6 separate regions of the Mus musculus genome follow, and all the other regions are linked to region 5. Evidence: chromatin loops called from intact Hi-C (ENCODE). Cell type or tissue: heart. All regions are shown on one strand. Region 1 overlaps 1700012B09Rik (RIKEN cDNA 1700012B09 gene). Region 2 has its middle 9.2 kb from the start of Gm7607. Region 3 has its middle 5.8 kb from the start of Gm10706. Region 4 holds the start of Amotl1 (angiomotin-like 1). Region 5 has its middle 24 kb from the start of Cwc15. Region 6 overlaps Panx1 (pannexin 1).

Region 1 (5,000 bases), 240 kb after region 5:
ACAGTGCTGAACACCTGGAAAATGGCGTCTGCACTGTGATCTACAGATGGCAGGTCTCGAGTCCTGAGAAGGGTGCCTACACAGCAGCACGTGTCTAAGTGTTGCTAATACTTTGTACTTTGAATCCCAACATATCCTAAAAACATCTGCTTAGCTATTGCTTTAACTTCTGTGCTGGCTAGTATTATGTCAATCTGACACAAGCTACTCATTTTCAAAGAGGACCCTCAACTGAGAAAAATGTCACCATTAGATTGGCCTGTGGACAAGCCTGGGGGAGAGGACATTTTCTTGATTGATGACATGGGGGGGGGCAGCTCACTGTGGGTGGTACCAAACTTGAGCAGGTAGCCCTGGGGTATATAAGAAAGCATGCTGAGCAAGCCAGGAACCAGCATCCCTCCACAGCCTCTGCATCACCTCCTGCCTTGACTTCCTTTAGGGATGAAGTGTGGCCCTTGAGTTATAAGCTAAAATAGACCCTCTCCTCCCCCAGTTGCTTTGTTCAATGGGATTTACCACAGGAATAGCAATGACAAATTTACCCACAAGGAAAAGCACAGCCCACAGTGACTGAGTTAGTGAACTCAGGTCAGTTGCTGTGACTTGTTATATGGTTCTGAACACATGTGAGCATCTTATTGCTGAATATTCTCCTGAGAGCCAGCAGCAGCTCACCAATGCTTTCATGACACTTGGTAACTCCCTAAAAGATTCCACAGAAAGCAATGCCCAGAGGGAACACAGTCTCTGGGCTCAGAGCAGAGTGGGGCTTCAGTCCCAGCCCTTCCACCATCAACTGAGAGACACCGAACAAGTTTTATTAACGCGCTGGCTTTGTTTCCTTAGATTTGAAATGGGGATAATAATACCACCTTGAGGATTCTTCTTGGATGTGGATGGGATGCATATAGAGTGCTTTGTGTTTAACAAGTGGTTGCTGTTGTTTTCGAAAGGACAGTGATTTCACTGTCAAAGGGTGAACTCCTCAGAGTCTATCTGCAGAGGTGCAGCCCTTGGCTAGCCAAGCTGAGTGCTACCATAGCCTCTCTCACACTGGCTGACACTACCTATCAAGATGAGAGTCAGCCTCTTTCTAGGTTCTTAAGTATAGACTTCACAGTCTCTTTCTGTCAAGATCTTACGAAGTCAAAGCCGTTCTTTGAATCTAACCTAAATCTTCCCCTCCCATTCAAGCCAGTCTCCTCCTCTGTCCTCTCTAAAGAGAAAAAAGGCTCCTCTCAGGTTCTCAAAGGCAGGTGACCATAAATATTTGCCCTAGAAGATCTAGCAGGTAGAAAGCAGTTTGCAATCTAGAGCAGGGCTCTGCACATCTGCCACATTGCATTGGATATGAAAATGTTGTGAAGGCCAACTCTCGTTGCGGTCTTCCTTTCTTGCTGTAGTCCAGGCTAGCCTTGAACTTATGATAGAGCCAAGAATGACCTTCAACTCCTGGTCTTCCTGCCTCTACCTCCCAAGTGATGGAATTTAATTTAAAGCAATAAAAAAGACCCTGTAGATGTTTGAGTATGGAGGTGATCTGATTAGTCCTATAGACCATTCTGGTTCCTGTGCAGAGAGCACTTAGGAGACCACAGTGGAAGCAGCCGCAAGCCCAGCTTCTCTCGGGAGAGGAGAGGGATGGAGGAGGTCAAGGGAACAGCTGGGGAAACTTAGGGCGCATCCACACATGGAGTCAGCAAGTTTAGCTGTGGTCTGAAGTGGAGCTTAAGGGCTTGACTTCTAAATGTTGCTCTAATCAAGTAAGTGGAGTGTGTGCTACTTCTTGGTGTGGGGAAGACCCTTGAAGAATGGGTAAAAAATAATCTGGGTACAGAATTAGAGCTCTCTTTAGGATGTATTAACCCGGGGAGCGGGGGAAGAGTCGATCAGACATCCATTTGGAAGGCAGCTATGCTCACCGCTATACCGCCAATGCAACCAAACATCCAGTTGGAAAGTCAAGTAGGCTCCAAGATTTGAGGAGGGAAAACAAAAGCAAGACATTTTGGAGTGGTTATCATTCTAGAGCGTCTGAGAAAAGGACCGGGATGCTGAATGTAGTCGCACATGCTTTGATCCCAGCATTTGGGTGGCAAAGGCACGTAGATCTCTATGAGTTTGAGGCCAGCCTAGGCTACATATAGAGACCCTAACTCAAACAAGGGGGTGGGGTGAGTTATCCATATTTTTGAGGCCAAGTAGAGGTAGAGAAGAAAGGGAGAAAAGGGTGGTAGAAAGATAGGAGCTGAGCCAGGGGAATGGAGACTGCTGGTATTTGGGCCATATTGAGGCCTTGAGAACGGAAAAAAGGAGTGGGACCCATGCCAGGTCCCACTGAGGGCATGGATACGGTGGGGAAATCACAGGTTTTGGCCTTCAAAGAAACTTTTTGGTTTTGGGGACCAAAGTGTACTTACAACAGGGAAGAGAGAGGAACAAAAGATGAATGACACGCAGGTAACCCCTCCATGTGCACTCATTCTTAGCATCTATAGATAGCAGCTGTAGCAGTTGAATGCTGCACATGGAGTCTGGGCTGTGTGTGATAATGTGTGTCTTCTGAAGGAGAAGCTCCAGCGGTCTTCAGGTTGTTTGCACACCCTACTAGAAGGTCAATGGCCAGTTAGGGATTGCCTGCACGAAGATCAATGGCCAGCTAGGGGCTGTCTACACTGCAGTGGGCAAGAATCCATCGCTCTCCCTGGGTACTAGGTCCCTACGCTGGAGGACCCCTTTAAAGCAGGACTTTATACCAATTCCTACTCTGAGACTTTTCTAGGCGAAATAGTGCCTTTGTGCGCCCTCTGGTGGATACCATAAAATGCAGCCCTCGGTAGCTTCATGCTAAGTGAATAAAAATATTTACAAAAACAAATGTTTCTTTCCTATTCTCTTAGGCTGTCTCACATTAAAATGCACTCAGCAAGAATTATACAACACACATTTCCTCCTCAGAGAATGGCAAGTACATTATTTAGTTTCTATGTGGTCCTTCGAAACAATGAAGCTAAATCTAAACTATTATAATAACTTTTGACAGAAGTTGCTTAACCACCCAAACCATATTATCCATAGGCCTTTCTACATCTACTCACAGCATGTGGAGTAGACTTAAAGCTTTTCTTGAAGATGCTGCATGCCATTGATGATATAGTAAGACCTCAAAGCAAGACCCATGGCTGATTAGAAATGTGAAAGGGACTAGATTCTGGATGACACCTTGAGGTTGTCAGCATCTCTCATCAGACCCCACCTTCCCAGAACAGTCCTCTCCAATTGCCAGTTCTCTGAACACTGTACTCAGGCTCTCTCACTTATTTTACTTTTCATTAGTATTGCATATGTGCATGAGGGGTGTGTGTGTGTGTGTGTGTGTGTGTGTGTGTGTGTGTGCGCTGTAGCATGCATGTGAAGAACACAGGACAGCCTTGTGGAGTTGCTTCTCTTTCTGCGTTTATAGGATGTGGTGATTAACTCACCTGTCAGCTCTACACAACCTAGAATCACACAGGAAGAGTCTCAATGAGGGATTGCCAAAATCAGGTTGACCTAGGGGCGTGTTGGTGCGGATTGCCTTGATTATGCTAATTGATATGCAAAGACCCAGCAGATTGGGCAGCACTGCCCCTGGGCTTGGGGTCCTAGACTGAATTAGTGTACAGAGGGCAAGCTGAGCCATGAGGTTGCATTTTCTCTGAGGGCAAACTGAGCTATGGAGTTGCATTTTCTCTCTCTGCCCCTGACTAGCTTGTCTAACAGTTTCATGTTCCTGCCTTGACATCCTGCCATGATGGAGTGTGACCTGGAACTGGGACTCAAGTAAGCCTTCTCCGCTGAAGTTGCTTGGTTCAGGGTGCTGTACACAGGAGCACGAAGGAGATTTGGGACTCGTAGGTTCTAGGGTCTGAACTCAGTTGAGTGGGCTTTCTTTCACAGTGGCACCTTAGCCAGGAGCCATCCTGCTGACCTGCTTGTTTCTCCTAGAAAATTCAAGACCCCATAAACATTCTAATAAAAAACCTGATTATAAATATTCTCCCAGTGATCAGTTGCTGAAAGGAATCACAGGCACATAGGGCCAGTCATCCCAGACTTACGTCTGAGTACAGGCATCACGTCATCCATCTTGAGAGCTGTCTGTACCCAGTTGTAGCACTCGTGTGCCCTGTTTTGCTGAAATGAGATCTTTGGGTGATCTGACGTGGTTTAGTGATTCGAATTCTGCTGTGACAGTAGTTGCCAGGGACGGGCTCTGCATAAGGAGCACCAGTCACCTGAGAACTTGGTAGTCTAGGCATCCAGGTACAATGTATCATGTGGGAACCCCTGACATTGAGCAAATATATATAGATGAGTCTGAAGATGTTACTGTGTGTCCCAAGCATGTGAAAGAGTTCTACTTACGATTAAACAGAAGTAAGTATCCAAAAGAGTGGACAGCAAAGCATGTGTTGAAGATTTAGTTCATTTTCCTCTATATGTGGAGGTATATTCAGACACAGGCCAAACAAGCATTCTAAGGTTTCCCAGGACTTACTTCTTTTGGTGGTTATTGTTTCATTACAAATAAAATAACCAGCCTGTCATCAAACAGACAATTTCATATTCATTTAGCAAACGTACTTCCTTGAGGCAAGATTACCTGTAGGTGGGCTTTTCACATGGCATTCATCTCTCTTGATTGAAAGTTCTTCTTCCAAAACCTCCTTGATTCTCTTATGCGGTTCACAGTATAGAAATGTTTTCCCTGTAAAGACATTGACAATGGATTTATCACCAACTCTGCCTTCCAGCCATCATTCATATATGAAAACTGTATTGTGTGTGTGTGTGTGTGTGTGTGTGTGTGTATTAATGGTATGTCAGGGCTGGAGTGATGGTTCAGCGGTTAAGAGCACCGACTGCTCTTCCAAACGTCCTGAGTTCAACTCCCAGAAACTACATAGTGGCTCACAACCATCTCTAATGAGATCTGACACCCTCTTCTGGTGTGT
Region 2 (5,000 bases), 130 kb after region 5:
CGGAAGATCCATTCCATCCAGCTCAGAATAACCCAAATAGAGAAAAAGAGATACTTGGGCTCCTAACATTCAAAAGGTATAATTTAGTAGCACTTAATGTTTGGGGAAAAAACTACATGAACATGTACTGTGGAGACATTGGTTTTTGGATGAATAAAAGGTAGAGAAGCATTGGAAGGACAGAATCCTCTTCTGTCTGAAATGCTTGACGTCTGAGCATTGAGCCAATTATTCTGTGCTTCTGACTTGTTTCTGAGAATCTTCCTAACATCATAGAACTAGGAAATTTCAATAACTTGAAAAACATTATTTAAAACTAGCTTCTCCAAATGGGTAGGGTGTTTTCAAAGCTATGGTATAATTTATTGATGTTAATATTTTAAGTATGCCAATAAATAATTCACACTGCCACTCTCTAGGGAGCTATGGCTACAGGCATATTTTTAGGAAGCCTAATGAAGTTAAAAGTTATGAGGTTCTCTACTAAACTCAGGCTTTCCATTTCTAAAGCTGGTCCATGGAGGACCAAGCCAGGACTCTCTCCATCAGGACCTTCCCATGCAGACTAGTTCCTGATTCCCTTTCTTTTTAGAACTTTAACACAGTCCATCTTCACTGGAGACCACTCCTCTCACAAGATGATGGTCTACCACATTAAGGCCACCTTCTCAGGACAAAGCCCTACCCTTATCCTTACATTCTCGCTGGGAGCACAATGAGCAGGCTGACTCAGGCAATGCTTGTTGAGTAGAGAGTGGTATACTATACTCTCAGCTGAGAAACACAGCTCCTCATACAAGACAGGTAACCTGCAGTCAAAACAAATCTCTCTCACTAAAACCCACCAGCTACATGTCCAGATACAAGTTAATGAACAAAGGAAAAAAAAAGTGTTTGAAGAGGCCGGAATTATCTGTGTTTTCTTAGTGTATTGACCCAACATGAGACTCTTCCCCAAACTCAGTTTTTCCAGTATGCGAAAGGGGGCTCACAAAATCTCTTCTCCCTTCCTGAGCACAATTTTGGGAAAAACAGACATCAGCTAAAGAATATGCAAAACAATACACAAATACTCAACAACTTGTCAGTCTTAGCGAATGTGTTTATAGACATCACTCCATAATCAGTATTGCATTTCAACTTGGCTGCTCAAGCTGTGAGACAACAGCCTGTGGGGGCAGGGTAGACATAGTGGCTAGCAGTAAGGGCTTCGGGGATAGCTCTGAAGCTAAATCCCACTAGTATCAGTGGTCTTGGGCAAGCTAACCTGACGAGCCTGATTTTTTTTTTTTATTTCTAACATTGAATCACAGCACATGCTTGTCCGGTCACTGTAGTAATCAACTGAGAAATGTCTATAATGTGCCCAGTGGAAATCCTGACCACATTAATAAATATCAACCATGGATGGTAGCCATTGTTCTTGGTTGTCATTGGTAACACTTGAAGAGTATCTTGGTCCTTTTTTGTTCCACATAGAGTAAGCATGAACTGTGAGGAGCTTTTGAAGGCTCTCATTGGTCTCTGTGATGGCTCCATTGGCTGATGGCTAGGGTACATTTCTCTGGAAGAAGATCACTGGAAAAAGTGGGTAAGAGTGCAGCTGTCCTGTGTGCCAGTTCTCAGATGGAGAAGGGAAGCCAGCAAAGAGCAGCAGAGGTGAAGAGGCAAAGGGACACTGCAAGAGCTTTCTGGGGAAAAACCATAAACAGCACCAACTGGACACGGTTCCAGGAGACCACTGCAGAGGATTAACTGTCTTAGAGAAGGCACTGAGCTGAGGCCAGGGAGACAAAGAGCCAGATGAGAGAAACTGCCACAGCTCTGATTACAAACCAAAAATAGAGTGTTGGCAAGAATAGAGCTTAGGCTATGGTGCATCTTGACATATTTGAGTTGGAGGGGAAAAAGTAAGTTACCATCCAAAACAGCCCTATAAGGTCCTTAAATAATTTTGAATTCTCTAATCGTTGCATACTTTAGCAATCGCGACTGAATATAACGGAGTGGTTTAAACTACAGCCATTTGTGTCTAGCAGCTCTGGAGGATGAGGAATACTAGAGAAAGGTGCCAACTGATTGGTTACATGTCACAAAGAAGGCCCTTTGCCACTCACTCCCTGTGTCTCACAAGGTGGAGAGAGACAGGAAGCCTCCATCTCTCTTCCTTTTCTTGCAAGAACCCTCATTATCATGAGCATCCCACCCATGACCTCATATGAATCTATCCCCTCCCCAAGGCCCCACCTTTAAATTCAACCACCAGGAGGGCTAGATCTTTGCCAAAGGACTTTGAATTTGGAGAGAACCAAGCATTCAACTTGAGTCTACTCATTTTTAAAAAATTAAATTAAAGTAATTTTTAAATTACTTTTAAATTTTAATTTAATCTCTCAATTACAGGTGAAATGTTTTTTATTTTCTTTTTCCATTTCCATGTATTAATATGGTGTTCATGTGTGCATATGTATGTTCACATGTGTGTAGGTGCAAGTGCCCTTGTGTGTACCTGCGCATGGAGGTCAATGGTGGTCAGAAGAAAGTCTCTCCACCTAACCCAGAGCTTGCAAATGTGGCTCGCCTCTCTAGCCAGCTTGCTCTGAAGATCCCTGAATCCATCAGAGGCTGCAATCACAAACAGGCTGCCACAACACTCATCATTTTCTGTGTGTTCTGGTCCTCATGCTTGCACAGCCAGCTCTCTAAACACTAAGCGATCTCCCCTGTCTCCTAATTTTAGTAATATAATTTATTTACTCTACATAGTCAAGATAGTACTATTATATGCTGTTAATATAAGACATTGTTGGGCTGGAGAGATGGCTCAGAGGTTAAGAGCACTGTCTGCTCTTCCAGAGGTCATGAGTTCAATTGCCAGCAACCATATGGTGGCTCACAACCACCTGTAATGAGGACTAGTGCCCTCTCCTGGCTTGCAGGCATAAATGCAGGCAATACCATGTACTTAATAAATAAATACCGTGTACTTAATAAATAAATGAATCTTTAAAAACAAAACAACTTATCATATTAAAAAAGGCATTGTTAATATAAATGCCTTATGTTTTCACATCTCATTTTTCACAGCCCCCTGTACATTTTCACGTCACAGTGGACTGAATTATAATAGCTACACAAAGCCAATATTCAAAATTAAGGGAAAAATGAACACTCTCACCCCGCCCTTTCCTGCTGAGGAGACCTCTGAGAAGTCTAGATTCTTGCAGTCAGAACAGGACTTTGGAGACGAATCCCAGACTTCCCCCAGCACTGGGAAGTTCCGTACTCCAGCTCATGCACTGAGTGCTGATTTAATGCATGGCTTTAATTGGCTACGCATGGCACAAGTTCTATCCACACGAAGGAAGCCCACCTCTCTGCTCACTTTCTTCATTCAATCACATGGTGGCTTGATCATTCTGTTTCTCCTGCTCCCATCATCCCTCGGGCCCTGCCAACCATAGGGCCACATACATTCGAAAAATGGATTTATTCCTATAATCACTGTACTGACCGGTTTTGTGTATCAACTTGACACAAGCTGAACCTACCACAGAGAAAGGAGCCTCCCTTGAGGAAATACCTCCACAAGATCCAGCTGTAAGTTATGGTCTCAATTAGTGATCAAGGTGAGAGGGCCCATTGTGGGTGGTGCCATCCCTGGACTGGTAGTCTTGGATTCTATAAGAGAGCAGGCTGAGCAAGCCAGGGGAAGCAAGCCAGTAAAGAACATCCCTCCATGGCTTCTGCATCAGCTCCTGCTTCCTGACCTGCTTGAGTTCCAGTCCTGACTTCCTTGGTGATGAACAGCAGTATGGAAGTGTAAGCTGAATAAACCCTTTCCATCCCAACTGCTTCTTGGTCATGGTGTTGGTACAGGAATAGAAACCCTGAGTAAGACTGTCACCCAGTGCTGAAAATCTCACCCAATCAGAGGTAAGCCAAGAATATAGAGACAGGATCAGTCAGGATGAAGAAGACATCAGGAGAGACGCGCAGAGTGGAGCAGAGAGGGAAACAGCTACCCACAGTAGAGGTCTAGCCCCTTCAGGGAGGAGTCTTTGGTGGAGAGTAAACCCACTAGGTGAGCTCTTCAACCTCCTTTGAGACCAGGCTTCCAGCCACGTTGTTAGAACAAAGCGGCTCTCCAAATAAAGAATCTACCGTACCTTCTGATGCCAGTCACAGTGTGGGAATACCCCATTGTCAATTTTTGGTGTGATTTCTCAGGGTCATGGCTAGGATAGGCTCTTTATATCCTCTTATGTGGAAGGAGCTAAGCAGCTCGACCTCGGTGAATAAAAGGCCTGTCCCAGAACTGCACATGTACATAGTGTGAGCACAGTTTGCCCCACTTCTTAGTGCTTATTTGAGTTTAGTTTCACATCAACACAACAGAGAAGCTAGAGAGTGCTCTGAACTGTCTTTCCAAATACCCATAATGCTGAGACTGCCTCGCCATGGTGGTCTTCCGGGGACCCTTATGTGCCTCCCCTTCCCTCCAGCAGAGTTTCCCATCTTCTGTTGTGCATTAGAACTTTCTAGGGGACTTTTAAACATGTTAAGGTACTGAATGTGAGGCAGAGTATGGGACGTCTGGGGGCAGACTCCAGGCTTCCACGTCTCCTAAAAGCTCCCCAAGCTCTTTTAATATGGAGGCACTGAGGCACAGAGTACGTCCTCCTACAGGCTTAGGGTTTGAGCAGACATTATCTTCAATTATATAAGAAATGCAATAAAATGCTTTTTGTTGACTTTAAAGAACATAGGTGTTGAATATGATCAAAAGGAGAGATTCCACTAACCTGTGACACCCCAAAAGTTCTCTCCACGTGCAGCTGTTACTATTTCTTGTTTTAATTTCCAATAATTACCTCAGCACATGCAGATGTATATGTGGATGCACTTTTTTGTTTTATTTTTTTCAAGACTGGGTTTCTCTGTGTAGCCCTGGCTGTCCTGGAACTCACTCTGTTTGAGACCAGGCTGGTCTCAAACTC
Region 3 (5,000 bases), 170 kb after region 5:
TTTTAAAAACAAACAAAAATGCAAATGACCAGTTAACTTCAATTTGTATTTACTTACTAATCCAATAAACACATGAAAGTAATGCCAGTAACAAAAGCCATCCTTTTTGGCTTGGTGGAATATGCAAATTCTACCATAGTACCATCCTGGGAGCACAGTACCTGTGGCATTTTAGGGAGAAGCTGGCAATGTATATTAACAGCTTCTAATGTATTCAATGTGTAGTATAGTACCAGCCTCTAGTGTATTAGCATACATACATATGAGAATAGCTGGAGCCATGACTCAGGACTTGAGAGCTCTGGCTACTTTTGCCCGGGACCAAGGTTCAGTTCCCACCACCTACACAGCAGCTCACAAACATCTGTAATTCCAGTTCCAGGAAATCCAATGTCCTCTTCTGGCCTCTGTGGGCATTGCACACACATGGTGCACAGATGTATGTGCAGGTAAGACAAATCACACATAAAGCAATATTAATAATAAAGATTAATTTTTTAAGTATTATAACTTTTTGACTTGGTAATTTGTCTTTTAGAGTCCTAATCTAAGGAAGCCATCCCAAATCACATGGAGAGAAAAACTGTATGCCATGTTCCCATAGCAAGAAATAACTTAAAATACAACAAAAACAGAGAAAAGTATTTGTTACATTTACACAGTAAGTTATTAGTCACTAAAACATGCCTACGGAAAATCTGCAATCAAATAGAAAACTATACATACTATGACTTTATTTTGATAACAAAGTTTACAAAACTACATGTGCAGTATACCTAAGGGAGTGAAGTCCAAGTGTTGACCATGTTCACTGGCTAATACCAATGTTGGGGACTTTTTTTCTACTGTTTTTTTTTTCCACATGTTGTATAATGTCCATCTATAATTTTCATAATTAAAGGCTAATGGTTACACAAACAAATCAAAACTTCAATACAAAGTACATAGGAAGGGTCTCTATCTTCTCTTTTATCTACTCTTTATCCTTTCTTCATTAGAAATGAGTCTTCTCTTCACCCTTCCAGAAACAGCGGCCGGCTTGTTCTTGGCCGGTGTGCACTGGGTCAAATCGGTGTGCCAAGCACAGGTTAATATGAGCAACAGAACCCTGACATTTGACAATAAGCTTCAAGAGCAGATGACATTTCGTGTTTGGGATCTTGAAGTGAGCTAAGATTTATGAGTCAATTTTCCCATGGGAAATTGCTAAATTAATTCCCTGCAGTTAGAAGGTTATGGCATCCCATGGTAGAATGTTTCTTTTAGATTTCGTGTTTTGATTAGTAGGCATTTTAAGACTAAAAGTGCTTTTTATTAAAAAAACAAGATTGGCATCACAAAGAGAATTGGGTCTCCCAAGCAGTAGACAGGAAGACAGAAACATGTCAGGGAATCAATGGGGTGGGGCCATAGGAAGAAGAGGTGGAAGAGAGCCTGGGCAAGCACCCAGCTGCCACCAGTAAAAGGGGACAGGAAAGAAGGAGGAGCGGTAGACAGAGCCAGAAATTCTAGCACATCTCTGAGATAGACTTGGCCACGTTCAAGAGTACTCAAGGCCGCGAGATGGCGGAGTCTTCCGCTGGGAAGAAATGGTCCGAGTCTACAGCCTCTGTTCTGTGCCACATGGAAGGAGCCACAGTCACGATGTCGCTTTGTCATCTTCATTCCTCCCAAAGGTTTTAAATAGAAAATGAGACACGATTACTGCACCTCCATGGCACCCACAGGAATGTATTTAAAGTATGTTTTCTTCCACATCCTTCCAATCCCCCATGAAGGTGAAATTCTTTGCAACCCTGTGTTTAAGCCACGTTCATGTGTGCTGTAACCTTCCTTCCCAGCTGGTGGCGCTATTGTACAGGGTTGTGGAACCTTTAGGAGGCAGGGCTTAGCTGAAGGAAGTGGGTTGCTGGCGAGCTAGGACTTCCTGTCCTGTCTCTGCCTCTGAGCCATGGGTACAGAAGAGAGCCACCAGCCTCTCCAGACACTACAGTTGAATGCCTCCCCATCCAAGACACCCTGATCCCCTCAACTGTGAGCCAAAATAAACCGGTCCTCTCTTTAGTTGCTTAGTGCCACACATTTGGTCACAGCAATGAGAAAAGAAACTGATAAGTATCTAGAAAAAAAAGTGGCACTTTAAGCAGAGTTATGAGATTTGAGTCTAGCACAGTGCCTGGCATACAAGTGTGCTGACTAAAATGTGTCATCCGTTCACTGATCATCTGATCTTATTATGTGGTTCTCCTTACTAAAGCCAGCTACATTATCTTTGACGTCTACCGCTCTTACAATAATTCTACACAACGGGCATAGGGATTTTTATAAGATCTGAGGCTCAGGGTGACTAATTAACTCAAGGTCTCATGGCTGCCAAGTGGAAGTTCTAGGACTCAAACCCAGTGCTGCGCTGAAGCTGGCTGCATGTTTCTTTTCTCTTTACAACCAGCAGCTTTGATGAGATGCTAGTTAACTTAGGTGACGGTCACAGCAGGAGAGCCAGAATGGGGCTTATTGTAGCAACTGCCTGAAGCCTGGTAGCATTACTGGGATGTGGCACTTTTAAAACCTGGCGTTAAAAACATTTAGATGCTTAGGCTTCATCCATGATCAATGAAATCACTATGTGTGTGTGTGTGTGTGTGTGTGTGTGTGTGTGCGCGCGCGCGGGGGGGGGGGGTGATGGTAGCTAAATGGTAGAACAATTGCCTGACACATTTGAGGCCCTGAGTTTGACCCCCAACACTGAAGGAACAGAACAAAAAGCTGTTTCTGTGGTAAGGTCTGTCTCCCGCAGTGTAGACCACTCCTCCTCATGGTGAAGACAGTGTAAGAGAGTAAGAGGAGCCTACACAACGCCCAGCCTGTTGGAATCTGAATTTAAGCACAGATTTCATAATCCTATGCTGCTCTCTGGAGTTAACTCAAAGTTGATTCTCTAAGCATTGCAGCTCCCAGCACAGTAAAGGACAGTGTACATGCGCCCTCTGGTGGATCTATTCAGAAAGGCACCCTCGACAGGGGCAAAGCTGGTTAGACAAGGGACATAGACTTCATGCACACTGATTAATACAAGGCATCTGGTTAGATAGGCCTCTAGCCCACCCGTGCTGGTTCGTTTAATCAAGTCAACACAAACTCGAGTCACCTGGGAATCAGAAACTTCAAATAAGGAATTACCTCACCCGATTAGCCTGTGGGCAAGTCCGTGTTTTCTTGATTAATGATAAGATGTGAAGGTGACTAGTCCACTGCGAGCAGTGCCACCCCTGGACAGATGGACCTGGGCTGCATTCAAGGAAGCTGAGAAACAAGCAGCAGCCCTCCGTGGTTCCTGTTCCTGCTCCTGCTCCTGCTCCTGCTCCTGCTCCTGCTCCTGCTCCTGCTCCTGCTCCTGCTCCTGCTCCTGCTCCTGCTCCTGCTCCTGCTCCTCCTCCTGCTCCTGCTCCTCCTCCTGCTCCTGCTCCTGCTCTGTGGTTCCTGCTCCTGCTCCTGTTGAGTTCCTGCCTTGATTTCTGTCAGTGATGGAGTGTGATCAGGACATGTCACCCGACGCCTTTCTTTCCCAAGTTGCTTTCACTCATGGTGTTCATCACAACAGACAGCAAACTCGGGCAACCTTAAAAGCTTGACAGAAGGACACTATGACACAGATTGCCATTGCCTTGTGTCTCTGAGGACTCCTGTATATGACCCCAGCTTCCTCAGGAGGAGCTCACACATGAAATCCCTGCAAGGTTTTCTCAGTTTTTCAATACCGTGCATTAAGGCAGGAGAGAGTTGTGGCTTCTCTCTCAAGTCCGTTTGCATGACATGTTAATCTCATCAACTCTGGCTAATCTTGTGACTAATCCATAATTTTATCAGTTGCCAAGTGTTCAATACAGTCTAGTCATACAGCTGTGGATATTAAATGTGAATGCCAGGCTTGACAGTGGTCTGACCAGAGCTCCCCAACACAACTCAGGAAAAAGTTTTGGCCTTGTGTGGTAGTGCTTACCTGCATAGTGCCAGTACTCAGGAGCTGAGGCAGGGGTACTGTTACAGGTTTTAGAGCAGCCTGGATTCCATGACAAGACTGTCTCAAGACAGAGAAAGGAGAAGGTAGGAGAGGAAAGGAGGGAGGGAAGAAGGAAGAAGGGGAAAAGAACAACAAACGAATGTTTTTAGTGCAATGTGACAATACTGCTGCCTGGTGTCCCTCAGGTACCTGGCTCCTCCTCAAGAAGGCCTCAAGAAGACCTGCATGCACACACATGCATGCACACACACACACACGCACACAACTTCCTATGACCTTACACCATGGGAAGATTTTGGAAATAGTCTTTCCTTCTTCAAAACTTTTCTCTTCCCTCTGTCTACACTGTCATTCCTGGGGCATTCTACTGTGGTTCACAGTGGGGTTCCTCCATTCCACATCAGGACCCCAGCAAGGGAGTGCTGGTGAGAGGGGAGACTCTAGCAGAGGAGGAGTGCTGGTGAGAGGGAGGACTCTAGCAGAGGAGGAGTGCTGGTGAGAGGGAGGACTCTAGCAGAGGAGGAGTGCTGGTGAGAGGGAGGACTCTAGCAGAGGGGGAGTGCTGGTGAGAGGGAGGACTCTAGCAGAGGGGGAGTGCTGGTGAGAGGGAGGACTCTAGCAGAGGGGGAGTGCTGGTGAGAGGGAGGACTCTAGCAGAGGAGGAGTGCTGGTGAGAGGGAGGACTCTAGCAGAGGGGGAGTGCTGGTGAGAGGGGAGACACAGCAGAGTAGAGATAAGTAGTGGTGCAGGAGAGGCCAGGAGGACACCAAGTGGTGAGATGCTGTAACACAACATCTGGCTGTAACACTTTGCAAAGTGAAAGCCTCAACACCCTTGAATGAAGCAGATCTGAGGCAGTTACTGTGCTGAAATTCTAGTTAGACCAAGGAATGTGTCCATGGAGCAGAGCGTATAAAGAGAATGGAAGAGAGGTGGTAGCTGCAGAAGATAGATGGATGCTTTAAAAAAAAAAGATTTA
Region 4 (5,000 bases), 91 kb after region 5:
TTTATGTCCTGTTCCACACATGACCACCCACACACACACACCAGGAACCCCAGCAAACAAGAAGTCTCTAGAACCAGAAGGTACTACATATGACACCCCCCCACACACACACACATATATCAGGAGCCCCACCATACAAGAGGTCTCTAGAACCTTCTATTCTATGTCCTGCTGGTTTTCTTTCTGTTCAAATCTATGCAGTCTGTTCCTTTGCTCTTCTTCCACACAGTTCAACCTAAGTACATTCTTATTCTAAGAACTTGAATCCCAGAGATCCTGAAGTACTGGGCAACACAACCTGGGCCCTGTGTGGTAGGCAGCCAGGGAGAATCTTAGCCAGCTTGGCAGGATCCACAGCCTAGTTTTGGAAGCAGGAAACCATGAGCGTTCCATACTTCAAGCCCTGACTTTTCACTCCCTGAAAGAGAGTCTTCTGGAATTGTAGCTGTTTAATATTACCCAGTTCTAGTTGTGAGCACTTTCGGTGAACAAGTTGACACTGTTTGGAGTTCAGTGGACCTCTGAGGCATGACATCCTCCACCATCACCAAGGACTTTAATAAGCAAAGCCCGCCAAACTTTAAGTCTTTGTAGGGAAACAGAACCATGGGCAGGAAGCAGAGGGGCCGAAGGACCAAATACCATCCAAAATGTAAGCATCAAGGCCCCGTGAGATCGAAACCTGTCTCCAGAAGCCGACGTCCAGGTAACCCACACACTATCCCTACTTAAAGGCATTTAGACAATACACCCACCACAAGAGCTGAAAGGCAAACATTTTCCAGGGGGAAAAAAGGAGGCAGAAAATAGGGGCACAGGCCCGGGATTCGTCTTCTGAGGTCCCCAAGCAGGGGACTTGGAGAAGGTGAGACCTCATCTCCCAGCCTGGCTACTTAAGGCTAACACCAGTGGGTCCCCTGCACTGTCAGGGGCCGTCACGGGCCGAGGTTCCACTTTCCTGTCTGCCACAAATGTCACGTTCCAAAAAAGTTCAACCAGCTCCCCCTTGGAAAGTTTGTGCTTCCTCCCGGAAACCAGATTTTTTCCAAGGCACTGCCAACAGGCCAGGGAAAGCCGGATCCTACCCCTGATTTGTGCAAGAAACTTGTTTGGGGAGAACAAAGAAGGCTCAGGGCGGAAAGGCCCGAGCCTCCGGGCCGGGGCGCGTCCTGGGGTCCAGGCTGGGCGCCCCGCGCGCCTTTGTCTGCGCCAGAGCAGCGGCACCCGCCAAGCCTCCAGATCCTCCGGGACCGCAACCTGCCAGCCACAGGAGAAATGCCAGTCCCGCGTCAGGGGCCCGCACGCGTACCCGAGTCCTTGGCCTCCCGTGGGAATCCCCCACGGGGGTACTGGGCACTCGGAGGGTAGTTCTGAACCGAATTCTGCTTTTTGTCTTGTTGAACCTTCTGGATCCCTCACAGGACAATCTGAGGCCCCAGCACAAATCTGGTTCACCAAGTCCCCACATCTGGTGCGGAGCTGATGTCAGCCTGGGCTCTCGGGAGCAGCCGCGGAGACCTCTCGGCCCAGTCAGGGGGAGCCCTCCCGGACCCCCGGCTTGAGCTGATTACCTCTAAGCACAGGCTCGCAAGGTCCCCGGCGCGACTTTGCCCTCCGCATGGGGCGATCATGGGACGATCCTGGCTTGGGCAACGCGGCGGCAGGGGAATGGCGGCAGGGGGATGGCGGCTGGGAGGCGCGGCGAAGGGTGCCTCTGCACTCGGGCAGCAGAGAGATGCCCCGTTCCCCCTCCAGTCCCACCCACCCCACCCCGCTGCCGGGTCCCTGGGCGCCCCGCGCTCCCAGTCGCCAGCGTGCTACCCAGGAGGGTCGCTGGTCTGATCCCTGTAACCCTACACTTCACCCCGCCCCGGCCCCGGCCGCGGGGCCCTAGAGCCCGTCCCCAGTTTCCCGTCGCCCCTCCCGGGATTTCGGAAACTGCCGGGACTCAGGCTGACGTGTCTCCCTGAGACCAAAAAGGGAGACTGGCTCCCTTGTTTTTGTCCCCTATCCGCGTTTGAATTCCTGTCACACTCACCATTTCTATCTGAATGCCTTAGAATCCTTTGCTGGAATATGCCTCCGAACTCCAGGCTAGGTTTGGTTTAGGACCAACTTTTCTTCTAAGTGGAATTTCCAGGTGAAAGCGATCCCCAGGCCCTAGTACTTCTATCAGGTGGGGCGGTCAGGATAGGAGGGGCTATGATGTGCTCCACTGAGGAACAGAACAGCTAGCTAAACAGACCTTCCTTACAGCCTTAAATGTTCAATGGCTTCCTAGGACTGTACATCCTGTGACCACAACCCTCAGGCTGCTATCTGCTCAAACAGAAGCAAAGAATTTGAAGTCTGTGACTCTGCCCCGCCTTCGAAATCAGACTTTTTCCCTAAGCAACGCTCCTTGCCCAGCCCTCTGCGAGGTTACACTCACTGTCTTCTGAAGCCATGCACTAGGACCTTTCTGGTCTGTCTTCTGAGAGCAGAGGCCAGTGGCTGCTGCCCAAGCCCCTACTTGGAGGGTTAGGGCATATCAAGGTTTCTGACGGTTGGCTCCTCTTTTCTCTCTTCTTACCTGGCCATGGGGGCAGGGGTCATGTCTGGCTTGTGCCATCTCCCTAAACTCACCCGCTCACCGCTTCACCCCCAGTGTTCCAGCCGGATTCCATGACAGCCCTCTGATTTCTCAGACAGAGGCCCAAATGTAATTGCTGAACTTATTTCTCAAGCACAGGCTTCGTTAAAGTCACCTGCCTTTGTAGAACACACAAAGCCAGGACGTGTGCACAGAAAAGAACAGGGCAGTAGGTCCCCTCTTGTTAAGAGTCTGGACAGGAGAGAGAAGAGACCAGCTCTGTGTAGAGGGGGAAGGGGCAGAGATCCGATGTGCAGGAAAAGGAGGCACTGGGCAAGCAAGCAGCAGTGCAGCCTGGAGGGAATTGGCAAGGTTTCTCACCAAGGGTGCTTGGCAAGAGCTGATAAATGAGGAAAGAGTTTTCACTGCAAAGGAAGAGACAACACGAGTAAGTGGACAGTCACAAAGTGCAGGGCTGGGAAGGACTGAACGGTAAACGTACACAGCTTCCACTTGGCTAGTGCGGAAACTCCCACCCGGCTGTGCAAGGACTTCCCTAACGGCACAGAACAAGTTCAGTAGCAAAGCCAAGGGTGGAAACCCATTTGCTTCCTACCACACAGCGTCAATGCTGAGGGCCAGCTCAGCTGACTCTGTGTCCTACAGTCATCGAGGTGTCAACTGCTTCACTGATTCATCTGGGATGTGACAGACTATAGATATGGAGAAGAGATATGACTGGGAGTGGGGGGAGAGGGCTAGTCTACACATCCTAACACCTCTACTCTGTTCCCCCAGAAGGGAGCAAAACTGACCAGTTACAAGCACCAACTCTAGAATACAAACAAGTGTGGGTCATGTCACAGCTTAGTTTGGTATCCTAATGACTTTGGACAAGTTACCAAATGTCTCTAACCCTCAGCATTCTCCTAAGCAAACGGGCCAAGCTAGCAGCAAGTCATGCAAAGAAGTATAAAGTGTTCTAGCTAGTCTTAACTGTCAGCTTGACACAGCCTAGAGGCATCTGACAAAGGAGTCTCAATGGAGGGACTGTCCGAATCAGACTGGCTTATGGGCATGTCTGTGTGAGAGCTGATATAAGAGCTCAGCCCACTGTGGGCAGTACCATTCCCTAGGCAATTAGTTCCATCTGTATTATAAAGTTAGCTAAGCATGGCCTGTGGGGCAGCTAGCAAGCAGCATCCTCTATGGTTACTGCTGTATTTCTGTGACTATGAAGTGAGTTCTTCTGTCAGAGAAACAAGCAAGCCAACCTGCCTTTAGATTCCTGCTTTATGTCCCTCAGTGGTATGTCGCCGATAAGATGAAATAAATCCTTTCCTCCTCTGTGCTGCTTTTGGTCAGAATATTTATCACAGCAACAGAAAGGAAAGTGAACCATATGGACTCAGTAAATTTATGTTACAAATACAAAGCAGAATGTACAATTAAGCATGTATCTGTTGATGTTTCAGTTAGCCTCCCAGAAACCCTGTGAAATGGACAATTTTAGACACTTGCGGGAAGCAAATGAGGTATGAGCTTGGAGAGGAAGTAGATATCATTTCTCTGGCGATATCCAATCAGAAAGATCACAAAATTTCGAAGTGAGGTTTTTCTCTTTTCTCTAAGAAGGCTATCCTGGCAGAGGGTAGGGGGTGGGCAAGCAATAGATTTGTGGCCCAAGGCACAGGAAAGGGCCCTTCTGGGAAGAATGAGTCATGAGCACAGTTGAAAGACTGGTTTGAGGAAAATGTTAAGTGACTTACTATCTTCTGGGGGGAAAGTTGGGGACAAAGGTGTAGAACAAAAGAGAAAGGTGGGATTGTATGAACCATCCTACAGGAAGAAAGCAGCTTGCAAATGAAGCAAGGTCGAGGAAGAGATAGGGGAAGCAAAAGGCATGGGGAAGCCCAAAGGCTGTCCTCCATCCAGCGCTGTCCTCTAGTCCAGAGCACATCTCTAGGCACAGCCTGCAGGCATTAGAGTCCTCTGAGCTCATCAGGTGCATCTCACCTGCATTCCTCAGGCTGACTCCAAGTGGCTGGATCCATGGCAGCCTAGGCAGGAAGCCCAGCTGGAGGCCAACTCCCTTGACCCTATGTCTCAACCCACTCAAGTGCTACTAATCTCTACCTTGAATGTGGAAAGTGAATGTCCTTCTAGTGAAATGTATCTGAATCTATTGCTCAGAAACTATTGGCTGAAAGAAGAGGATGCAGCTCCCACAAGGCTGTCTCTATAACGTTTCAAAGAATGTTTAGTTGAAGATTCCAATGTTCCATTTGAGCCAAATAGAAATAAGATATAATGATGATGGTGACAGCAATGATGATGAGTTCATGGTGGTACAAGTATAGACTGGCAGAGGCAGGAGGATCGCAGCAAGTTCTAGTCTCACATAGAGAATACTAGTCCAGCCATGATG
Region 5 (5,000 bases):
TGGCACTCTGCCCTCCATCAGCAGACAGAGGCAGCTGCTGTCCCAGCACCCTTAAGGGATAAACCTTGTGATGTTTACACTTGATTATCAACATGACTGGATTGAGGAGATTAGGAAAGCACACCGGGTGTGTCTGCAAGGATGTTTGCAGAGAGGATTAATTAGGGGAAAGGAGTCACTCTGAATTCCAGCAACACCAGCCCAGAAGCTTAGGTGCCTGGCTGGAATAGAAAGACAGCACTGGGACGCAGCTCTTGCTTGATGTTTCCTGTTTCCTGTCAGCCATGAACTGAGTGGTCTCGGTCACCAATCCCCACCTCACCACAGGCTCAAAACCCATGGAGGCAAGGACTGACAAGGGAAACCTTTGAAACTAAGGCACAAAGTAAATAGTTCTTCCCTGTAGGCTATTACGTGAGGACTTCCCAACCTTCAGCTCTACATCCAGAGACGTGGGCATATGGAGACACCCAGGAGGTTCAGGCTGACTGGAAACCTCACAGCAAGCAAATTTTGCTCCAGCACCCACTCGGTTTGACCAAGGCTTTGATGGGGTCACCATCTCCTTCTTCCTGTACAGAATCCTTCAGCACAGCTCATTTCCCAAACTCTACCTCAGCACCCAAGATCCTAGTTCTGTGGCATGTGTTCTGTGTGTGTCTCTTCTTGCATTCAACCCACCTCCACCAACAGCACAGTCCAGCCCCCTGACCGAGCCTGTTGGTGGATGAGGCTCCTTTTGGTCTGTTCAGGATTCAGTAAACTCTTAACATTTGGTACATAACTTGGGTTGAATTCACTAGAAGATCTTCAGAGAACATGGGGTTGGAAGTCATTGTATTCACAGTGAGTGAACACCCCACCACCGGAGAAGTCAAGGTCCATGAAAGGAAAGCAGCAACTCTAGAAATCATAACAAGCCTTAGAGAGAAGGCATTATAGGAGTGGGTAAGCCATGTAGGGAGGGGAGGCAGTGACAGTGTGGGGAAGGCCACATAGGCACGGGCAGGTGGGGTCGGCATGGAGCAGAAGGTAGAGGTGTAGGGTAGGCAAAGAAGAGATGAGGCAGGCAGTGTCAACACTGGGCAGGTGGTGTAGACAAGAGGAAGGTCATTAGTAAATGATGTTATCTGCCCAAGACACTTGGAGACATCTTTCTGCAGACATATATCTAAAGGGGGGTTAAGGCAATGGAACCCTTAAGAACCCTCTTTAGAAAGATTTATGGTGTGTGTGTGTGTGTGTGTGTGTGTGTGTGTACATGAGTATGGTGCCTGTGGAGGCCAGAGGAGGATCCCGGAACCCCTGGAGTTAGAGGTGCCAAGAACTCTAGTCTGTAAGACTAGCAAGTGCTCTTAACTGCTGAGACTTCTCTCCAACACTAAAAATGCTCTTACACCCAGAATGGAAACTGGTTTTCTGTGGGCTGAGGAGCAGAGAACACACACACACACACACACACACACACACACACACACACACACACACATACACAGAAAGAGAGAGAGCTTCCTGGCACTCATGTCTTTTAATACCCAAGGGCCTCTTTGTGACCATTTTAGGTTCACTCTTCTGTAAGTAGTTTGCAGCCACAGGGATACTTCTAGGATGATCTCTTTGCAAGAACAGAGACTAGAAAGCCAGATGGCTTTTCCCTCTCTGTACAGGCCCTCCTCTTCTCCTCTGTTCTTGTGCTCCAGCAGCTAGACTTAGCACATTTCTGCTCAGAAAATGTAATTCTGGAGACCCAGGCCTGTCCTAAGAGTGTGAGAGCTGTGGAAGCAGCACCAGAAGCAAATGTCTACAGTCAGACATGAGCGTTGAAAAGCTTCCAGGAGTATCAGACATTTACCCAGGCTCCTCCTGCCTAGGTTAAGCGCCCAGAGAAAGCTGTGGTCATTCCCCAAGTTGGCCATTAGGTGGCACCCCCATCGCCAAGCAAGAGCTCTGTCGGGCTCTCATTTCATGTAGAGCAATGTCAAGACTTCCTACCACTGTCACAATGTCCAAAGGTGGAACTTCTTTCCCCTTTGACTGGAGGAGTTTTATTAAACACACACAAACTTTTCAATGCTCATTATAAAAGCAATGTTTCTGATTTTCCTAATAAAGACTAGTCACTATTTTACATTTAGCTCACCCCTAGAAGGAAGTTAAAAGTATGGTTAGATCTTTAGCAACACAGACTTATTTGGGAAAGAAATGACACAAAGAAGCCTATCACTCTCGTCGTGTGACAGACCACAAATAGGAATTTTGCTCTAGATTCCCGGCACCCAAGGGACACACCTGTGGGAATGGTCACTTCTTTCTCCACAGTGGAGCTGTGGGGAGAATCTGGAAGTGCTACACCCACCATATAGCAAATCCAGACGCTAAAGGGCGCCATTTGAATACAGCGTCCTCATGGGCGATGAGCGATGTCGGGAGACTTGAGCTTGCTGAGGGTTTCTACAGTCCTGGAGTCAAAGCCTTCAGCATTCCTTCTGCCTTCTGAACAGACGTTACCCTCACATCACACTCCGCATCCCCACTTGAACTTGGAGGCACTCACGTTGTCCTCGAATGTCTTACTTTGTCCTAGTGTGGAGTCCACCATGTACCCAGTGTTATATCCATTAGCATGTTTGCTTGTTTTTCAAGACAGGGTCTCACTCTGTAGTTCTGACTGTCCTGGAACTCGCTATATGGACAGGTGGGCCTCAAAATCACAGAGATCCTCCTGCCTCGCTGGCCCCAGGAGTGCTGAGATTGAAGTATGCGCCGCCATGCCCGGCACCAGCCTCTCGAGAAGCAACCTTGGGTTCCTGGTCTCTCGTTGCTGGAGCTCCATGAAGGCCTAGGCTAGCGCTCTCACCTCTGTCTGCGGGATACTGATCTTAATCTGGCACTTCACAGAACCTAAAGCATTTACACCAGGGTTCCAAACAGCTGTATGGACTTCTCCAGTGCGACCCGAGGTGTGGGTTACACTCTCCAGCTCAGGCTCTTTCTGACATGCGTCCACCACGCTCCCTGAAGAACACATGGTGAGTTTTCCGTTGTTCTGCCCTTGATCTGAGCTCTTGTGCCGCTGATGATGTCTCTGGCCAGAACACGGCTCACCTTGCCTTTCTGTCCACTCGTGAACTCCGCCACAGGAAAGCTCCTGACAAGTTTCTCAACTTATTCATGGGCTGGCCCAGGAGAAGAAGTAGAATGGTGCAAAAACAAAGAAAACAAAACAAACCCTCACAATATAGCATTATAAACTTTAAACCCCCAAAAAGATCGTGGCTAGGAGTCCTCAACAAACTGACAAAGTGTCAAGAGAGCCTTATGGGGTGGGAGTGCTTCTGGGATGCCTTGGAATTCAAAGTCAAGTCTCTCAAGCTCTCAAAAATGAGGGCTGTTCCTAAAAGGCGTTCAGAGCCACAGATCTCCGGGGGGGGAAGACTATACTTACTGAGGTAGCTTGCAGGCCAGCCTAGGGTTCAGATGGTGAGGCCTTGGGGGAAACAAGGCCACAGGCCTGTCCTTGTGCTCAGAGCCCACTCAGGGTTGGTACTTTGAACATAAACTTGCTCATGCTTCAGGGCTCACCCATATCTTTTCCTCACATACCTCTCAAGCTCACAATGCTGCCTCTTTGTCAGGTGGGTGGGTTGCCCAAATCCCTGTAACCACAGGGGTCCCTTAATGAATTATTAGGAAAGATTTCAGTGTGCCTTCAGGCTCCATATCCAAGCACTACTGTTACAGACTTCAATTCCTTGGCTGGAGCACCTGGGTCCAACTGAAGGGAATGCAGGGCCAAGAGGTCAGCTCTCCACAGTGGTGGGGGTGGGGGACTGTTGCTCACCTCAGGAACTCCCAGAAGGCATGCTCCTGTTGGTAGGCTCCTTGATTTAAGTTCACTGTCATCTGCAAGCCTTGGCATTGAGAAGCCTTTCCCAAGACCAGCATTCATTAATTACATTCAGAATTTCACCCTAAAACTCTTTAGAGGCAAATTTCCAAAGAATCAGGAGGCCTGCTCAGTCATTTCTGAAAGCAGGCATGTTGAAGAGAAAGGAAAAAGGAAGTGGGGAATAGAAAATCCTTTGGAAGAATTAGGTCTCTAACACAGGAGGAAACAGAAGAGCAACACCAAAGCTGAATAAGTTCTGCTTCCACTGTGACGAGAGACATGGATACAGAGAGCTCCCACTTAGCCCTCCCGGAGGCAGCGCCATTGGACCACTGTCTCTGATTTTAACACTTCCATTGTCTCCCAGCAGGAAGAACTCTTCTCCTTCAACTTGAGTACCATTTCTTTCCTAATTTCTTGTCCAAACCTTATGAGTAATGGGATCTGGGGTAGGAAGTGGAAGTTGTGGGGGGCAGCAGGAAAGAGGAAGGAATGAAAAGAAAGGTGTGTTTTCTCCATTCTCATGGTACTGAGCCTCAGACCACTCAGCTAGTAAGTAGTAGTAGAAGATTGACAAGAAGGTCAAGATTTACCCAGCTGGACCATGTATGGTAGAGCAGCTTACATACTACCCAATTACAAGTGAAGAGGTCAACACGTAGACACATTCCTCAACCACTGGCTACCTGCAGACAAGAGAAGTCCTTGCCACCTCATTCCCTAAAGACCAATCAGTTTAAAAGTCACACTGTTCTGCCAATCACATTGTGCCTAATGGCTGCTGCCCTGAAAACTGTATAAAAAGCTCACTGAACAGGCTGTGTGGGATTGTTCTCTCTCTCCTTCATCTGCAGGGTGACCCCAGAATGCTGAAACAATAAAATCCTTCTGCTTTTGCATTGATCCCCCACTCCACATTGTTCACTCAGAGGGTCTTCGGCAAGTTAAGGCTCACCAGAGTCTTACATTTGGTGCATTGGTTGAGAATCAGACCTCTATGGGGACACACCAGAGTGGTGGATCTGAGGTCTCAAACTGGTACTGCAGTTCTTATTTGTCTTGCTGCTTGTCAAAGTCTGAGTCTGTAAGTTGGTTTGAACTTTTGCTTGCA
Region 6 (5,000 bases), 490 kb after region 5:
ACATCCCCACAATGGCACACTGGTGTGCAGGCTCACACTGTCTGAGCAACAGCAGTCTAGTCTGGTGGCGCCCACTCAGGGATCCAAGCCTGCCCAGAATCTTGAAGGATTCTGAGAACACCACTTTCCTGGCACTAACCCCAATGTTAAAAGTTCTACTCTAGCAAGTGTGGGTGGGGTTCATTCCCGGGTTTGTACATATTCCAGGTAATGCCAGAGGTTTCCAGTGAATCCTCCAAGTCTCTATGACTCTGCTTTAGAAAAATATTTTGCCCACTTTGTTAAGTATTTTCTATTCTTTCCCGTTTTCTTTTAAGTGCTCTGTTTCAGAGAAATCTGATTAATCTTTGTCCATGATGAGCTGAACGAGACTAGAGAACAGAGTTCAAGCAGTCTTAGAGCGCCCTCTGCTGGTATCCTGGATGCACTCACTTGCCCAGCAAAAAATACCTGCTCTTAGTGCCAGGGGTAGCCATCAGCTGTGAAAAAAGCAGGGGTAGGAGTCCAGAGGAAGGGATAAGAGAAGGTCAGCCTAGTCAACAGGGAGAATTGACAATGCCAGTCCATGGTGACAGACACTTGAACATTACCCTGAAGAATGTCTCTGGAGTTTAGCTGGCACTGAATTGAGACATGCTTACACACACCCTGAACCCCTAGTCCCTTGAGAGCCATGCCTGGTGGACACACAAGCTAGGCGGCTGCCAAGAGCTGAGGAATGGGAGTTTAGTGGACACTGAGCTTTGTCTGGGAGGTCGGAGCTCAGTGGATGGATATGCAGAGGACTGTAAGCTGAACAACAGGAATTAAGCACGATTAGTCACTCAAAAAAGTGACTTAAAAAGACTGTTCTGAGGAAAGGGGTTTTGTAATCTGAAAATTCTCCCATTTCTTCTATTTAAAGCTATATAAGATCATCCTATTGCATTGTTATTTAACATGTAAATTGTACCACTATAACATATGTTTACTGTTTTTTTAAGTTTTAGATTAAACATATTTCTATATTTTATTTTTACAAGGCAAAAAACTGAAAAACATTCCGTGTGGGAATATAGCAGCTATGATTACTGATTTGTGCCCAACTCCAAAGCCACAGCTTTATGTCCAGTTGGCATGGGCTACTTCTCTAGTTAGGGAACAATCTTGGAAAAGTATATATTTTAGATTTACCTAATTTTTAATTATGTCTATGTGTGTGAGAGTGTGTGTATTAGGTATGTGTGGGGGTCGGATCCCCTGGAACAGGAGGTACAGGCAGGGGTGGATGCTAAAACTAAGAGCCTCAGAGACCAAGGTCCTCTGCAGACCAGAGCCTGCTCTTAAACAGTGAGCCATCTTGACTGTAAGCCCTGCTCATTTCCGGGACTCTCACAATCAAATCCCACACACTGCAAGGCCGTGGACAATGAGTCTTTTCTCTGACTGTTCTGTAGGCCAGTCCTACAGAACTCCCTCCGAAGGCCCTGGGGAGGCCACCTCCCCCACAAGTGTCCCCACATTCTCTCCCCTTGACGTGTGTCTATGTGCAATTTTTCTCCTCGTAAGAGGACACCATCAGCTCCAGGGTTGGTCCTCATAACTCACGACTGAATCTCTAACAAACTGTTCAACTCAAGTCATACTCTCAGTATACAGGGTTAAGATGGCAACATAATCTTGGGTGACAAAATTCAACCCCTGCCACCACACCCATGTCCTTCATCTTGGTCTCTGCCCCAGAATAGCCCTGGAAGCATCTGGCTCACCCTACTGTACTGACAAGCTTATATGTACAGGATAATCTGCCCTTTACTCCTGCCTCTCAGTGCCACTGCTCCCCAGAGTCTGTCCTCAGTAGCTTTGACTGTCAGCTTGACACAGCCTATAGTCACCTGGTGGGGAGCCTCGGATGAATTCACTTAGAGTGGCCTGGAGGTGTGTCTCAGGGGCAGGGGCTGTCACTATTACTAACTGATAGGAGGAAGTAGCCTATTGCAGGCAGCACCACTCCCTGGGCAGCTGGTGCTGAGCTGTGTAAGAAAGCTAGGTAAGTATGAGCCTGAGTGTGAACCAGAGTGTGAGCCAGAATGTGAGCCTGAGTGCGAGCCCGAGTGCGAGCCTCAGTGAGAGCCTAAGTGCGAGCCAGAGTGAGAGCCTGAGTGCGAGCATGAGTGCGAGCCAGAGTGCGAGTCTGAGTGAGAGCCTGAGTGTGAGCCTAAGTGCAAGCCTGAGTGCGAGCCTGAGTGTGGGCCTGAGTGTGAGCCTGAGTGAGAGCCTGAGTGTGAGCCTAAGTGCAAGCCTGAGTGCGAGCCTGAGTGTGAGCCAGAGTGTGGGCCTGAGTGTGAGCCTGAGTGTGAGCCAGAGTGTGGGCCTGAGTGCAAGCCAGAGTGTGAGCCAGAGTGTGGGCCTGAGTGCAAGCCAGAGTGTGAGCCAGAGTGTGAGCCTGAGTGTGAGCCAGCAAGCAATGTTCCTGGTCTCTGCCCTCATTTCCTTCAGTGGTGGATTACGACCTGCACATGAACCACATGAACCCTTTCCTCTCCATGTTGCTTTTCCTCAGTATCTTATCACAGGGACAGAAAGGAACTAAAGAGACACCATCCCTTCTACACCCTCGGTCTCACAGCTTCCACACATCACCCTGACAGGTGCCCCGAGTGGGCGCCACCAGACTAGACTGCTGTTCCTCAGACAGTGTGAGCCTGCACACCAGTGTGCCATTGTGGGGATTTCTACTCAGACCTGCAATTCCATGTCTAGTTTAGTTTCATTTCTGTTGCTGTGATAAAATACTTGGACAAATTTAATTTATAGGAGAAGTGGCTTATGTCAGCGCCCCAGACACCTGGCATGCTACCCCAGTGGTTGGTCAGCTGCTACCACAACACATAAGCATAAACACAGTGCCTGTCTTCCTGGGGTAGCTTTAACAGTGACTGTGTGGCTTTCAAGATCTCTTGGTGTCACCTTGTGATTGGCTGTGTGGTATCAAGCCCTGTGTGCTGTCGGCACGTTCCCTTCTCAGAAGCGCCCACATCCTTCCGCTTCTGTCCTGACCAGAGCCTTCCCTGAGCCTGACTGGTGGTCTCCACGCCTCTCCTCTCTGACACACTAGGCTCTCCCTGCTCCCCTCCTGCCGACCAGAACCCACCTCTGTAACTGGCGAGGCTTCCCCTGCCTCTCCTCTCACCACTAACCACCACCACGACTTGGCTCTGAGGACAGACTCTTAGAACCAAGCATACTGCCAGGCCCACGCAGCGGCTCCCACTGGTCCAGCATTTGCCATATGCCTGTTTGGCAGTCACAGATCCTACTCTCCATAACCCTGCTTCCATTCCACTGTGCCGTGGCCACCCTGCTTCCCAACAGGACGAAGCATCTCCGGGAAGTGCCTCACCCCACACTCCCAAGGCCAGTGGTTCTCAACCTTCCTGATGCTGCGACCAGTTTTACAGTTCCTCATGCCATGGTGACCTCCAACCATAAAATTATTTTGTTCCTACTGCATAACTGTTATGTGGCTACTGTTATGAATCATAATGTAAATATCTGCTATGCGACTCCCCCACAGGTTGAGAAGTGCTGCCCTAGGCAGTCCTGCTGGGTTGTTAGCTCAGCATCTCCATGTGGTCTCCAGCCTCTCAGCCACCTCGTTCTCGTGACTCACGGGACACAGTCTTCCTGGTCACACCCTTCCCTCCTGTCCACCCAGCTGTGTGTAAGGAAGGCACATTTTCTGAGAAGAACAGAGCCAGGTTTTTTGTTTCTGTTTTACCAATCACTACTTCTATACACTCACTCTTCACCCACAACCACCTGGCTGTCGCTTCACTAAAGCCCTGCAGCGGGAGCACTGAGGAATAACAGATCCAGTGAGTTGGGCTCCACTCGGAGAACAGCTGAGGGACAGGAGAACTCACGGCTCTGTCCCTGGGTTTCTGGGAAAACCATGCTTTATCTTTTCTGTCTCTCTTTCTAATTCAGTTCACCACCAGGGAGAATCTGAGAATCTGAGACGCATTCTGTGGCCCACTGCTGCCAAGCAGAGCATGAGGGCCCTCGATCAACATCAGCTAAAAGGAACTCCATGTCGCTGTCTGCAGCTAGGAAACCTGATTCCTCCAGCTCCCTGAGACAACCTCCATGTATCTCAGTTCCTCGAGCCCACTGGTAGTAGTGATGGGTCTGATCAAGACCTCCTACGGACATGTTTCTGTTGTGAGTTTTCTCTGGATTTTCCTCATTTGTGGTATGTCATATGTGTATAAATGCCAAACACCCTGCATAAAGAGCCAAAGAAAGCACACGGGTGATGCTCTAGACGATGTCCCTTTCCTCCAAGGGGGGGACTCAGCTTCACTCTGGCAAACATGTAACTTAGAGACATCGTCAATGTCCAAGTAGTCTCATTGTCCAGGCTCTGAAATGACTCAGACCAGTACTCTAGTCCCTGAAATGACTCAGACCAGTACTCTAACCTCTGGGAGGGAGGGAGGGAGGGAGGGAGGGAGGGAGGGAGGGAGGGAGGGAGCCCCTTACTCCCAGCTAAGCCTGAGGGTTGACCAGGCAGGTTTCTTCACTTTCTGTCCCCAGTCCTAGAGCCTGGTAAGAGCTGGGATACTCAGAACCGCCATAGCAAATGAGCTCAGCTCCAGAAAGAGCCTCAGACGCTCATCCCAGCAGGTCCCCTTGACTTGCAGACCTGGGTTCTGTTTGTGCAGCCCCAGACTACTCTATGACCCCAACATCTGGAAAAAAAAAACAAAAACAACTGAGGGTTTCTCTTGCTCCAGTGGTCTTGTGGCAGCTCAGGTCCCTGCCAACCCTTACCTTAAGCAATCCCTGCTACAATCTGAGGCTCAGCCAATGCCAACTCAGACTGGCCACAACTTGGCATTTCCACAATGACAATTTAACATGGACTTAAAACTACAGCAGCACAGACCGAGATTTACAAGGCTTCCTGTTTTCTGCAAGCGTCCACCTGTGCTGAAGGTCCTTACAAGATGATATGC

The links. A loop is a pair of places that touch in the nucleus more often than their neighbours do. Peaks named below come from ENCODE experiments on the same cell type or tissue, not always from the same donor. Only the 100,000 strongest peaks of a DNase experiment are listed, where the experiment ranks them.
Region 1: it touches region 5 in a loop (2.7-fold over the local background); 19 of 42 quality-filtered maps call a loop at or near these places.
Region 2: it touches region 5 in a loop (4-fold over the local background); 4 of 42 quality-filtered maps call a loop at or near these places.
Region 3: it touches region 5 in a loop (7-fold over the local background); 37 of 42 quality-filtered maps call a loop at or near these places.
Region 4: a loop joins it to region 5, with 2.1 times the contacts of the local background. A loop is called at or near these places in 2 of 42 quality-filtered maps.
Region 6: it touches region 5 in a loop (2.8-fold over the local background); 6 of 42 quality-filtered maps call a loop at or near these places.

The regions. Positions count from the first base shown.
Region 1 is chr9:14,762,209-14,767,208 of GRCm38, forward strand. It overlaps 1700012B09Rik (RIKEN cDNA 1700012B09 gene), which reads right to left. Exons shown (of 4, transcript NM_029306.3): 2 at 4,649-4,753. Among named protein-coding and RNA genes, the nearest start is that of 1700012B09Rik, 6.3 kb to the right of the region's middle. In heart, a CTCF peak has its summit at 2,819 (motif pointing left); no DNase peak of the experiment used is centred here; H3K27me3 peaks cover 1,591 bases.
Region 2 is chr9:14,651,290-14,656,289 of GRCm38, forward strand. It overlaps a transcript of Amotl1 not described here. Among named protein-coding and RNA genes, the nearest start is that of Gm7607, 9.2 kb to the right of the region's middle. In heart, a CTCF peak has its summit at 2,919 (motif pointing left); no DNase peak of the experiment used is centred here.
Region 3 is chr9:14,696,196-14,701,195 of GRCm38, forward strand. No RefSeq gene overlaps it. Among named protein-coding and RNA genes, the nearest start is that of Gm10706, 5.8 kb to the right of the region's middle. In heart, CTCF peaks have their summits at 1,849 (motif pointing right) and 2,989 (motif pointing left); a DNase peak (open chromatin) is centred at 2,996.
Region 4 is chr9:14,613,163-14,618,162 of GRCm38, forward strand. Amotl1 (angiomotin-like 1) reads right to left here and starts at 1,838. Exons shown (of 13, transcript NM_001081395.1): 1 at 1,572-1,838. The coding sequence starts at 1,620. In heart, no CTCF peak of the experiment used is centred here; DNase peaks (open chromatin) are centred at 1,089, 1,539, 1,879 and 2,503; H3K4me3 peaks cover 2,561 bases; H3K27ac peaks cover 3,174 bases.
Region 5 is chr9:14,521,938-14,526,937 of GRCm38, forward strand. No RefSeq gene overlaps it. Among named protein-coding and RNA genes, the nearest start is that of Cwc15, 24 kb to the left of the region's middle. In heart, no CTCF peak of the experiment used is centred here; a DNase peak (open chromatin) is centred at 1,914; H3K27ac peaks cover 263 bases.
Region 6 is chr9:15,015,333-15,020,332 of GRCm38, forward strand. The region is part of intron 2 of Panx1 (pannexin 1); the gene reads right to left. Among named protein-coding and RNA genes, the nearest start is that of Panx1, 28 kb to the right of the region's middle. In heart, no CTCF peak of the experiment used is centred here; a DNase peak (open chromatin) is centred at 3,095.